Regions from separate parts of the Homo sapiens genome. Here region 2 is linked to region 1. A link is a contact called in ENCODE Hi-C or POLR2A ChIA-PET data. All regions are on one chromosome and are shown on one strand. Each heading gives the region's core, a stretch centred on a gene start or an enhancer-like site at or near the end of the contact. The rest is flanking DNA. Distances are from core to core; before and after follow the strand shown.

What was found. A loop is a pair of places that touch in the nucleus more often than their neighbours do. ChIA-PET counts read pairs that join two places held with the same protein, here RNA polymerase II (POLR2A).
Region 2: POLR2A ChIA-PET joins it to region 1 with 13 read pairs in activated T-cell. The contact joins two enhancer-like sites. A Hi-C loop is called at or near these places in 1 of 168 maps with a recorded cell type or tissue (HepG2). POLR2A ChIA-PET finds 5 or more read pairs at or near these places in 7 of 52 experiments (AG04449, AG04450, CD8-positive, alpha-beta memory T cell and 4 more).

What each region holds. Positions count from the first base shown.
Region 1 is chr2:160,389,824-160,396,173 of GRCh38, forward strand. The region is part of intron 1 of RBMS1 (RNA binding motif single stranded interacting protein 1); the gene reads right to left. Among named protein-coding and RNA genes, the nearest start is that of MIR4785, 15 kb to the right of the region's middle. Within about 2 kb of position 4,493, at least 3 of the 41 ENCODE cell types and tissues checked have a DNase peak (open chromatin) inside an H3K27ac peak, as active enhancers do.
Region 2 is chr2:160,536,105-160,542,882 of GRCh38, forward strand. No RefSeq gene overlaps it. Among named protein-coding and RNA genes, the nearest start is that of RBMS1, 46 kb to the left of the region's middle. Within about 2 kb of position 2,672, at least 3 of the 41 ENCODE cell types and tissues checked have a DNase peak (open chromatin) inside an H3K27ac peak, as active enhancers do.

The DNA.
Region 1 (6,350 bases), core at 3,243-5,742:
CTAAGATGTGTCCCCTGTATTCTGGTGGGGAGGGGAGGAGAGGAAAATTTTACCAAAAACCTGAAGGTTGAGAAAAACTAAAGAGAGGCCCCTCTAATAAAACATATGTACATCTTTAAATTCTTACATAAGACTCAAGAAACTTAAGTTTTAATGCTACTTCATATTCTTACAGAATTGCAGCTCTGTAATAGCTTTCAAAACAATCTTACAAATGGGCAAGAATATTACAAGAACTCACTCCCATTCCCTAGAGGTAACCTGATACCTTAATGGGTAGTGGTGCAACCCATCCCTTTCTCAAGACAACAGGCATTATTGCTTTTCCACTCCACCCACTTACACACCCCAAGTGAGATGTGGTGGATGAAACCCATCACATCAGAATTGTTCTAATGTAATAAAGAGCAGGAACTTTAGGAAAAAAAAGAGATCATCTGCCTGGAAGAGGTAGACCTTGAATTTCAACTTAAAGAAGAGAGGGACACAAACTTGAAGATAGGACGCTGTAGTTCTGTGGCCAGTTGTGATAGCCTAACAAAAGCTTGGAGGAGAGGAAGGAAAGACTTCAGAAAGAAAGGAAGGGCTCAAGACTGATGGCTCATGCCTGTAATCTCAACACTTCGGAAGGCCAAGGCAGGAGGATCACTTGAGGCCAGAAGTTTGAGATCAGTGTGGGCAGCATGGTAAGACCTTGTCACTATGAAAAAAATTTTTTTTTAATTAGCCGAGTGTGGTGGCACACGCCTGTGGCCCCAGCTACACAGAAGGCTGAGGTGGGAAGACCGCTTAAGCCCAGGAGGTTGAGGCTGCAGTGAGCCATGTGCATGCCACTGCACTCCAGCCTGGGCTGAGACCCAGTCTCAAAAAAAAAAAAAAAAAAAAAGCAACGAGGAACTTTTGGCTGGAATGGCAGGTATGAACTTGCACAAAGCAGAGGATGGGAAGAAAGGGGCAGTCACTCAGGATCCTTGAAGGCTATGGACATTGCCATAGCCATTAACATATTTAAGCTATTAATATTTCTGTAAAGAAATATCTTCTAACTGCAAGTTAAAAACAACCACCAAAAAAAAAAAATAACATTTCCATATACATTATGTACAACAGAGCCACCAATATAATACTTCTGCTATGGAAGCTAATGTGACCACAAGTGAGTCATGAAGTATTTTGCATTTATTTCAGGTCCAACAACGTGCCCAGTTGATGAATTTTGCCTAAATTGAATGTCTCTGGTACCACATTGTTATGGGGTGAATTGTATGCACCCAAGAAGACAGACTGGAGTCCTAACCCCCGGTACCTTGGAATGTGACCTTATTTGGAGACAGGGTTTTTACAGAGGAAATCAAGTTAAAATGAGGCCCTAATCTAGTATGACTGGTAGCCTTATTAAAATGAGAAGTTTGGACACAGACAGGCAGGCACACAGACAGGCAGGCACACAGACAGAATGTCATGTGAAGACGAGTTATGTTGCCACAAGTCAACTACTAGAAGCTAAGAGAGAAGCCTGGAATGGATCCTTCCCTGGCACCTTCAGAGGGAGCATGGCCCTGCTGACACCTTGAACTCAGAATGCTAGCCTCCAAAACTGAGAAAATTAGTTTCTGTGTTTAAGAAACACAGTTTGTAGAACTTTGTTATAGCAGCCCTAGCAAACTAATACTCAGGTGCTTCGGTAGTCTGCTTGGGCCAGGTTGTCCTGTTGACTAGTAAAACACACATTTTGCCATAAAATATTTTTAAAAGAAAAACATTAATATTTTGCTTCCATGATGCAATTACTATTTTACCATGGCCTTCTGTCTCACCACTTCAGAATTATGGATAAGTCTTAGGGATTCAAAACAAAAATAACCAATGTAGGGCTGGGCACAGTGGCTCATGCCTGTAATCCCAGCACTTTGGGAAGCCAAGATGGGCAGACCACCTGAGGTCAGGAGTTCGAGAGCAGCCTGGCCAACATGGCGAAACCCTGTCTCCACTAAAAATACAAAAATTAGCCGGGCGTGGTGGCACATGCTTGTAGTCTCAGCTACTCGGGAGGCTGAGGCAGGGAGGCGGAGGTTGCACCGAGCTGAGATCGCACCACTGCACTACAGCCTGGGGCGCAGAGGGAGACTCCATCTCCAAAAAAAAAAACCAAATTAATTAATTAAATAATAACCAATGTAGTAACGATTACACAGATATGTGAAGGATGCTTCCCCAAATAAAACCAAGCAAAAGAACTATCTAGTCAAGATTGAGCTCTTAATCCAAAACCTTTTAACCAAACCTATGAATCAGACCTACCTTCACTTGGTTTTATTTTGTACCTACCTATACTGATGGTGCTAATAAGTACTATCTGGTTTGGGTTTCATTTTCTTTCAAGTCCTTCTGTGCATCTTCTGGTAAAAGTGTCAACAAAGAAGGATCCTACACATCAGGGGTCTGCAAACTATGGTCTGCCGGTCAAACACTGCCTGCAGCTGGCTTTTGTATTTAAAGTTTTATTGAAACACAACCATGCCCATTTGTTTATATATTATCTATGGCTGCTTTCCAGTTACAAAGGCAGTGCTGAGTAATTGTGACAGAGACCTTATGGCCTACAAAGCTTAAAATATTTACTATCTGGCCCTTCACAAAAAAAAAAAAACCCTGATCCCAACTATAGATAGTGTATGAAATATATGAGCAGTTCCCACGTAAACCTTTATTGCTTGTTTCTCTCGATTGTCAATAATCCCAATTCCATTAGTACTATTTTCCAATCCTATTTCACACATTTCACTAGAGAACAATAAAAAGAGGAAGGGCATTCTAGCACTTTGGGAAGTCAAGGTGGGAGAACTGCTTAAGCTCAGAGTGGCTCAAGACCACTCTGGGCAACATAGTGAGATCTTATCTCTACAAAAAATTAAAAAATTAACTGCATGTGGTGGTGTGTGCCTGCGGTCCCAGCTATTTGGGTGGCTAAGGTGGGAGGATTGCTCCAGCTTGGGAGGTTGAGGCTGCAATAAGACATGATTGCACCACTGCACCACACTCCAGCCCGGGCAACAGAGCAAGACCCTGTCTCAAGAAAAAAAAAGAGAGAGAGAAAGGACCTCTTAGAATGTTAAATACTACCTTCTTTTTTGCTTAAATTTCTCTTAATGCTCGCCAGTTTTTCTGCACCCCTTTTAAAGAGATAAAACCAAACTCGGCAATGAATTGATGTCAAGAACATGGAAGATATATTTCCTTTTTTTCCCTATTCTAATTTAGTATCCTAATAAGCAGTTTCATAGAGTCAGTTAAAGGGTAGACTAACTCTAAGGTGACAATCAACACAAAACAGCCCATTGAGAACTCTGTTTCTATACAGGAAACAAATCAAATGCACCTGGAAGAAAAATGGTCAAAATTCAGGTAAACTGTAGCATGTCAGCTGCAAATCAGACATGTTCTTACTAGGCATTTCTTAAATATCTGAAGCTCTTATGGCACTAATTTCTAACTTATATAGTTATTTATACACTTGCTCCATACTCTCTCTTAGACTGTAAGGTTGACAACAGGATTACTAATTTGTTATTGCCCTCAGGGCCTAACACAGTTCTTGGCCCATAATGTACTCTAAAATATTGACTGAATGAATGATAATCCAAGCTGAATTTGGTTGAAAATGGCCAAGCTGGCCGGGCGCGGTGGCTCACACCTGTAATCCTAGCAACTTTGGGAGGCCGAGGCGGGCAGAGCACCGAGGTCGGGAGTTTGAGACCAGCCTGACCAACAAAGAGAAACTTCGTCTCCACTAAAAATACAAAATTAGCCGGGTGTGGTGGCACATGTCTGTAATCCCAGCTACTCGGGAGGCTGAGGCAGGAGACGCACTTGAATCTGGGAGGCGGAGGCTGTGATGAGCTGAGATCACGCCATTGCACTCCAGCCTGGACAACAAGAGAGACTCCATCTCCAAAAAAAAAAAAAGAAAAGAAAACAAGAAAAAGAAAAAAAAAGAAAATAGCCAAGCTTCACTGGCAGTCAGGATCTCTGGGTTCTAGTCCTGGTTTTGTTACAAATAAGCTATGCGATGTCCTCACCTCTAAAATAAGTACTGGGAAAAGCTCATCTCTGGGTCCTTTTGGCCTAGTATACTACACTTCTTTTGTAATAACACATTATATACTGAACATTCCTTCAGATCACTTCATCCGAAACACTAGTATCACATCGCAGAATTCATTCAGGATAAAATTTCATGTTGTAGACACCAGAAACAGTTGGTGAGGGAGACCGACAGACTTCCACCCACTTTTCGTTGGACTATGCAACTAAGAACCTTAATATAGATTTTTTTTTAGATGGTACAAGTGAACAATTTAGTCTAGATTACCTATTATAACAAAGGATGATCAAGTGGCCATTCAGAATTTTCAAGAACACACAGCAGTGTGTTCCTCACAGACGAGCCTTCTCCACAGTAGGGTTGTAAAGTCCTAACTGTGGTTTCTTCTATACAGGAACTTACACCTAGAAACCACAGAGTAAATTCTGCATGCTGTAATAAGTCAGGCAGGAAGGGACTGAAAGTATGCAAATTTTTCTACCCACAGCCAATTATATGAGAAAGACAAAACAAATTTAGAGGACAAAAGAATATTCATTATTAGAATGTGTGAGTTTTCCAGATCACTGACATTTTAAACTAGATTGATTTCTCAAGTCAGCTTTCTTGACTTTGTAAATGCTTTAAAAAGCAATAAAACAGGTGGAAAAACTGACCTTAACAGAGGAGAAATTAAAAGCAAAAAAAGAAATGAGAGTTGGCAGATACTAGTTTATTTTGCCTGAAGTTAACATGCAACTTACTATTGCTAAAGGCCTACTCTGTTCAGAGAATGACTTTTTAAACCTCACATAAAAGCAATTCTGAAGTTCTATCAATGATTTTTTAAAAAGATACACTCTTTAACATTCATTAGAAAAACATTAGTGCAAGTGTGTGCCATACTTAGAAAAACAAAGATTTTAAGGTAGGATGGTGAAGCACTAAGTAAAAGTCAGAAGATCCAGCTTTTCAAGCTGTGAGAATTTAAACAAATCACTCAATGTTTCTGGATTTTAATTATTTAGGAGTAAATTAAAGGGGTTGAACCCGATAATCTCTAATGTCCTTTCCAACACTAAAATGCAAAAGCTTCTTTTAAATAAGTGGTTCCCAAACTGTTCCAAGAACACAATTAGTAAATATTCTAAAACTAAATTATTCCATGATCAAGTAATTCTAGGAAAACAAATCATGAAGTCAGACAAATATCTCCACTGTAGGACTTCTTGAAGACTTTTTACTGCTAATTTACACTTTTACTCTCCTGGACAATACTACATAGTATGTAGTGTTTCCGAAGTTTCTTTGTAAAATGAGTATTTTAATTCCTTGAACACTTTCAACCTTTAATAGAATCCGTGTATCTTAGTAAGCACAATTAAGGAAAGCAGCTTTGAACAATAAACTTCTGAATTTAAAATCAGATGCTGAAGGCCGGGCGCAGTGGCTCACGCCTGTAATCCCAGCACTTTGGGAGGCCGAGGCGGGCAGATCACGCGGTCAGGAGATCGAGACCATCCTGGCTAACACGGTGAAACCCCGTCTCTACTAAAAATACAAAAAATTAGCCGGGCGTGGTGGCGGGCGCCTGCAGTCCTAGCTACTTGGGAGGCTGAGGCAGGAGAATGGCGTGAACCCGGGAGGCGGAGCTTGCAGTGAGCTGAGATCGCGCCACTGCACTCCAGCCTGGGTGACACAGCGAGACTCCGTCTCAAAAAAAAAAAAAAAAAAAAAAATCAGATGCTGAAAGAAGGAAAATGCTCACATAATAGTCGAGGGCATCTATTTCAGAAACTGTAATAACATCTCCATAGTGTTTACATATCATAAAGCACTTTATCTTACATTAACTCTTTTGACCCTTAACCCTGAGAAGCAAGGACAAATATAATAATCCTCACAAGTCTTTCTCATCACAAGGATTTTCGGCTAGTGAACAGAATGATCACAATTTTCTTCCACGATTATAACCGTAGGCTTTCCTTGACCCTTCCTCCAAAATCCTCTTTTGTATACAAACTGACCTGTTAGGAGACACCCCAAGGAAGGAGGGAAGCATCCAGAGTACCTGTGCCAGGTAATGTGCCACGTGCTGTCACCCAGATGATGTCATGTAATCATCTCAATAACACTGAGTAACTATTACCCCTGGTTTTGCTGCCAAGGAAATTAAGACCCAGAAAGTTTAAGAAATGTCCCTTCGAGTGATAAGAGCTGGGATCCACACCAATGTCCAACTTTTTTTCTTTAAAAGCAACCTGTG
Region 2 (6,778 bases), core at 1,422-3,921, 140 kb after region 1:
TTAACCTTCCCAGGAGAGGATTGGTTGGGTTCATCAGTCTATTCAGTATTCAGTACCCTGTAAGGTCTCAAAATAGGTCACTTCAGAGGTTACTGGCCAGGCAACTGCTGTTTCAATTAGTTGTGGCTGTGGTGTTGGGGTCATATGATGCAAAGCGCATCCCAAGAGGAGGGTTTCCATGCATGCCCATTTTATATAGGAAGTACAGGAAACATTGGTGGAAGAGTGGTGAAGTGGGATAGGAAAGATCACCAGCAAAGGGTGCATTATCAAGCACCTATAATCAAGCACTGGGTGGCTGGAGTTTAATCCATGGGGAAATCTTGGGAAATGGCATAAAACATTTCCCAGGGTTATCCTAATGAAAGGCAAGAGAGCTGGAATATTGATATACCAACTCCTCTTAATCATTGGTTAAGAACAGCTGAGAGGGAGGTAGAAGAGGGGTGTTCATTCTTGCAGACTGCATTGTTCACACCTTCAGGTAAAGGGATGAAGTTCAACTGGCAGCTGAAAGTGCTGGAGCTCATAGAAATGGTCAGGCCTGAAGGATGGGGGCAGGGTGCCACTGCATTAACTACACATGGTAACTCCAGGTAAAATCGCTCACAGCCAATTTACCAACAGGCTTCTCATATATAGGCTTTGTGGAACAGCCAATACCATTTTTATTAGAACAGTAATTCAACTTAAATTTTAAAATCAACTTAAAGAAACAACACATTTTTGTTTTGACTTTGGGACAACCTTATAAATGCCTAAAACTCTTTTTTTATATTGAATTTAGATTTTTGTACATAAGCTGATAAACGAATATTAATCTTTTCTGTGGTGAAACTGGGTGTTAATTTTTCAGTTTTGTCAGTGTCAACCTAAATAACAAAAACTGAAAGAAAATAGTGTTTATTTGGGAATAAGCATTGCGATGGGAATAGATGTGCCGTAGTAAACTATGTATTCAGGGGGGTAAAGGAAGGCAAAGGTTTTTAAAGAAAACGAGGAGGATTACATAATTGTTTTGAGATAATTATCCTTGGCTACAAGGATCAATAACAAGAGTGGCATCTGTCCAAGTTTAAATAGGCAGTTGCTGGGCAGACGTCCTCACAGAAGTGTGTTTTTGTGTAAGGCTTTGATGGCCTTTTTGCAAGGTTGTGGTTTTTGTAGTCTTTTGTGATAGCTTTTGTTATCTAGCATATGTGTGTGGGAACCCTCCCTTCATGTCCTTCCCCAGATCTGTTTTTCAGTTTGTTTTTAACATGAGTGACTCCATTTTTATTCTGACAACTTTTTATAGTGGTATCAACATCTTTGTCAGTTATTTGAATTAGGCAATTAGTTGCATATTTTATTTTAATTTTTGTCCCAATCTTAATGAAAAATAGAAGTGCTAATATCAATCATTGAACTTTTTATATGCTTAATAATGACAAAGATGAAAACCATAAAGCTTGCCAAAAACCTGAATTCTTTTTTTTTTTTTTTTTTGAGTCTTTGAGTTGTGCTCCATCACTCAGGCTGGAGTGCAATGGTGTGCTCTCCGCTCACGGCAACCTCCGCCTCCCTGGTTCAAGCGATTCTCATGCCTCAGCCTCCTGAGTAAATTCTTTAGTCTATTTGAACTCAAGCTTTGTTTTCAATTTTAAGAACAAAATTAACAAGAACAAAACAAGATTATGATTTGAACATGAAGTAAGACTAGGACTTTGACAGTTTGTTTTGTTTTATTGATTTTAGAGACAGGGTCTTGCTCTTGTCATCTAGGCTGGAGTGCAGTGGTACAATCATAGTTCACTGTAACCTGGAACTCCTGGGCTCAAGTCATCCTCCTGCCTCAACCTCTGGAGTAGCTGGGACTACAGGAACCCACCACTATGCCTGGCTTTTGTATTTTTTTAATTTCTGAGAATTGGCATCCTTTAAGACGTATAAGTCTGCTGATTTAATATTACATTTTCAACTTTTGTGCATGTATCTGGAATACTTTATGTACAGAAATTGGAGACTGCATAGCAGAACTACTTTATGTAAACATTGAAATAATTGAAAATGTCATCTTAGTAAAGTTGAGCCCTGGTAGAGATGGAGTTGTGCCTGGCCAAGTGACTATCTGTTTGAACCTCCCATCAGGATCTGAGTTCTGTCAGTCCTACAAGGTCATAAGGCCAGGCAGGCCCAGTCACCATCCAGTATAGATGGCAGTGATACATTTGGGGCTGAGCACAAGCAGGACCAGAAGCAGCACAAGCAAGCTGTGTGAGTATAGCTCTCAGACCCCATGTCAGAGAAACATCTTAGCTGACGTCCGTGTTCATAAGGATAGTCATTACAAGTAGCCGATGGAAGAGGAAATAACCTAAACACGATTTATGGGTGAATCTGACCAATTTGTGGTACAAACCATAACTCAAGTGTGACTTTGAAAGACTATTGTGTATAGCAAATCCTCCCAGTAAGCCAGCTGCTTGTGGGTGATGCAGGATATAATTCTTTGGCTATGAACTCATAGCGACAGAAGACTTGTATCTTCTTTGCTGAGAAGTGGGTCCTCTGGTCTGTGTGGGATCCTGTGCTAGTGGATCCGACACTCTGTTAACTCCCTGGATAGTGGTGCTGGCTGAGGTCTTGCAGGCAAGAAAGGCAAATACGTATCTGGAGTATGTGTCTATTTTGGGAGAACAAATCTCTGACCCTTCCAGGATGGCAGGGGTCCAAGAAGTGAGGTTGCTGATGTCAGATGTCCAGGTTATTCTACATGGTTGGTTAGTGTCTGTTCTATGGTGGATGGTCTCTGGTGGGTGCTCTCATGTGATATATAGATCTTCATACTTTGTGCCCATGCCCATATCTATTCACATGCTTCTATCTTAGAATTTATTGCACTTAATCTTCCAATTTCCCTTTTACAGGTCTCTGACCACTTTTTTTTTTTTCTATTGGCCAAAAGAGCTAGGCCATTTGCCACTGCCTCTGAATCATATACCTTCAAACCGTGGGACAGTTCTCTTTCTACCCAAAGTGGATATAACCAGGTACCATGAGCATTTGTGTATGTTTACATTCCTATGTTGTCATTTCCCTTGAGTAAATATCTAAAAGTGGAATTTCTGGGTCAGATGGTAAGTGTATGTTTAACTCTAAGAAACTGCCAAAGTGTTTCCAGAATGGCTATAGCATTTTGCATTCTCACCAGCAAAGTATGAGAATTATATGCCAACGCTTATTTTTTTTTTAGTCTTTTTAATTTTAGTCATTTTAATTTGGATGTGTCCTAGCATCTCATTATGATTCTAATTTGCATTTCCCTGGAAACTAATGATGTTGACTAATTCATGTGCTTAATGTCCATTTATATATCTGCTTTTTGAAGTAGCTGTTCAAGTCTTTTGCCCATTAAACAATTGGATTACATTTTAAAAATTGAGTTATGAGATATTTTTATATATTTTAGATATAAGACCTTTTTCAGGTGAATGTATTGCAAATATTTTTCCCAGTCTGTGACTTGCTTTTTTATTTTTTAATAGTATCTCTCAAAGAGCAAAAGTTTTAATTTTGATGAATTTCAGTTTATCAAGTTTTTCTTTTATGATTTTTGTGTCCTAAGAAATCTCTGCTTAGCCCAAGGTTGTGAAGATTTTATGTTTTCACCTAGAAGTTTAATAATTTTAGCTTTTATGTTTTGGTCTATGATCCATTTAGAGATTTTTGTGTGGGGGTGTATTGTGTGAAGAAATACCAAGATCGATTTTTCTTTATATGGATATCCAGTTGTTCCAGCACCATTTGTTGAAAAGACTATCCTTTTCACATTGAGTTACCTTGGCACCTTTGTCAAAAATCAATTCTCTATGTATGCGTGGGTCTATTTCTGGACACACTATTCTGTTTCAGTTATTTATATGTCTCTTCTTATGCAATGATACCCAGTAGCAACATTTATACTTAACATCCCCATCTTGGTTTCTAAGTACCTTTGAGCTGAAAGAAATCATGGCTGATTCTCAGGTATGTGACATAGGAAGTACAACATGAACCTGGGATGTCTTATACCCAAAAGCAAGGAAGTAAAAAAAAGACCAATGCACATGACAGACAGATTGAAGATGCTCCCACTGGCCAAATTTGGGACAATTTTAACATTAAAAAGATCATCAACTGTAACTGATCATAACCCTTAAATCCACAGTGAGGGGGAGAGTAAGGGAGAGAGAGAATGTCTCAGTGCCACATTGAAGGTGACTTTTACATCAAATCCTCATTCTGAAAATCTGTAATTAAAGGGAAATAATTATTTACCATATCTTTTTAGAAGATGACAAGAAAAAAGTCTTCTTTATAGAAGAATAACAGCTAATGTAGAAGAAATGAAAGAATTAGAAAACCATCCTTTTGCAATTCCCAGCGAAATAATTGATTTATGGAAGAATGATCTGTGGATGCTAAAGGCTAAAATCATTAGGAGAGAAATAGTTGTAGAGAAAGGACTATCTCATGGCACCAAAACACCTTCTCACTAATTGCTAAGGGAAACAGAAAACTATAATAAAGGAATTTGATCATCAACACTTAAATGAATTACCTTCACATGATGTCTTTTTTTTAGCAAGAGGATCTATTCCAGGATTAGGTGTTGAACCCAGTGATCATGTTTTCTCAGTCTCCCTAATCTAGAATGCTTTCAACTGCCTTTCCTTGAGTTCCATGCCATTGATATGTTTGAAGATTACAGGGCATTTCTTTTTTAGAATAGGCCTCAATTTGGGTTTGTCCAGCATTTCTTCATGATTGAATCCAGGTTATGCATCATTAGTAGGAGTATCACAGAAGTCAGGCTGCGTTTTCCTCGCTGTATGCTATCTTTGTCACATGAAATCAGTTTGTACTGTTACTCATGGCCTTAACTTTGAGTACTTAAGAGGTGTCTGCTACTATATAGCTCTACTATCAAGTTACTTTTCTTTCTTTTTGTAATTAATAAGTACTTTGTGAGGAGAAACTTTTCAGGTATGTAAGCATTACATTTCTTATCCTATTTTCACCCACTAGTTTTTAGCATCCATTGATATTTATCTGCGTTATTACTCTGAAGATGGCCAAATGATTTTCTGTTTCCATAATTTCTTCTATAATTTATTTTCTGACTTTCTATAGTAAGAAAAATCTCTCTTCCTATTTATTTATTCACTTATTTATATCAGTGTGTACTCAAGAACTTTCATTCATGGATTATAATTACCACCATTTTTATTTATTTTGATGCTCCCATTGGCCCAGATTTTCATATTGGAAACCTCTTCAAGCTTCCTCTGTGTCCCTTTGACACATCCCCTAATTATTTGAACATTTTCTGGCATAGCAGGATGTTTTAGGCTCATCTTCTACCTTTCCTGCCTAGCCCTGGAATTGGCCATTTCTCCAAGAAGTCCTGATTCCTTTAGCAGAGAGTGGTGTTTGGGAGATTTGGGGCAAGTGTGCTCATGATTACTGGGGTATGGCTGCTCCCAGACCCTCTCGGTGGGAGCAGCACTAGGTGTACAGACAAATCATATTCATTTCTATCTCTTCCTGAGTTGCATAGCTCCAGTTCCAGTTCAGTACTACAGGATTTATTCCACTTTCATCTTTTCCCTGTTTGTATTTCTTCTCTTCGTTTATGAGAAACCTATCACTCATTATTCTTAGAAAATTTACTTATTTGTCCAGTCACCTTTATGGACAAGCTAATTTCCCCATCCTGCCAGGCTGTCCCTGCTGTCTGATTTTGACATTGTCCTTGAGTGGGACACAGGTATTGGCTTGCACTGAAATGTCCCTCCTCCACATTCTAATGCTGTTCTCATTATTACCAGCTACCACTGGGCTTCCCCTGATGTGTCACTCCAGTGCTGCTCTCACGCAGGCTGTCTTTATCCATCTTGTTTCTTATGGTAATAGAGATAATCCTAGTGATTCTTCATTAAGCTGAATTCTAGTGATTCTTCTAATGATGATAGATTTTTGTTATGTGTACATAAACATATATATGTATGGGTGCGATATATCTGTATATATATATGTGAATACATACATATGTGAACCTATATCAATATTCTATCTATATAAAATTTATTTAGTTATTTATTTTTTTGAGACAGGGTCTTTCTCTGTCACCCAGGCTGGAGTGCAGTGGCATGATCTTGGCCTACTGCAGCTTCTGCCTACCAGGCTCAAGCAATCCTCCCACCTCCATCTCTTGAGTAGCTGGGGTTATAGGCATGTGCCACCACACCTGGATATTTTGTTGTATTTTTAGTAGAGAAGGGGTTTTGCCATGTTATACAGGGTAGTCTCAACCTCCTGAGCTCAAGCAATTCACCCGCCTTGGCCTCCCAAAGTGCTGGGATGACAGGCCTGAGCTACTTATACTTGGCCATATATGACTTTTAAATCAGGGAAGTATGTTCAACTTTGCAAAATGCCTTTTCATCATTTAGTGAGATGATTAAGTGGGATGTCTCCTTTAATCTATTAATACGATAAAAGATGAATAGGTGTTCTAATTTTGAACTATCTCTTGCATTCCAAGAATCTCATTTTATCATTGTGTATTAATTAATTAACTTGCTTATATTCTATGACATTCTGGCACTATTTATAAATTACATACTGGCCTTTAGTTTCCCTTTTTGTGCTATGTTAGGCTCAATGTCAGTGTCATTCTTTCCTTCTCTCTCCATGCTTAGGGATCACTTAGGATTTGAAATAATGTGTTCCTAGAAGTTTTGCATGAAATCAT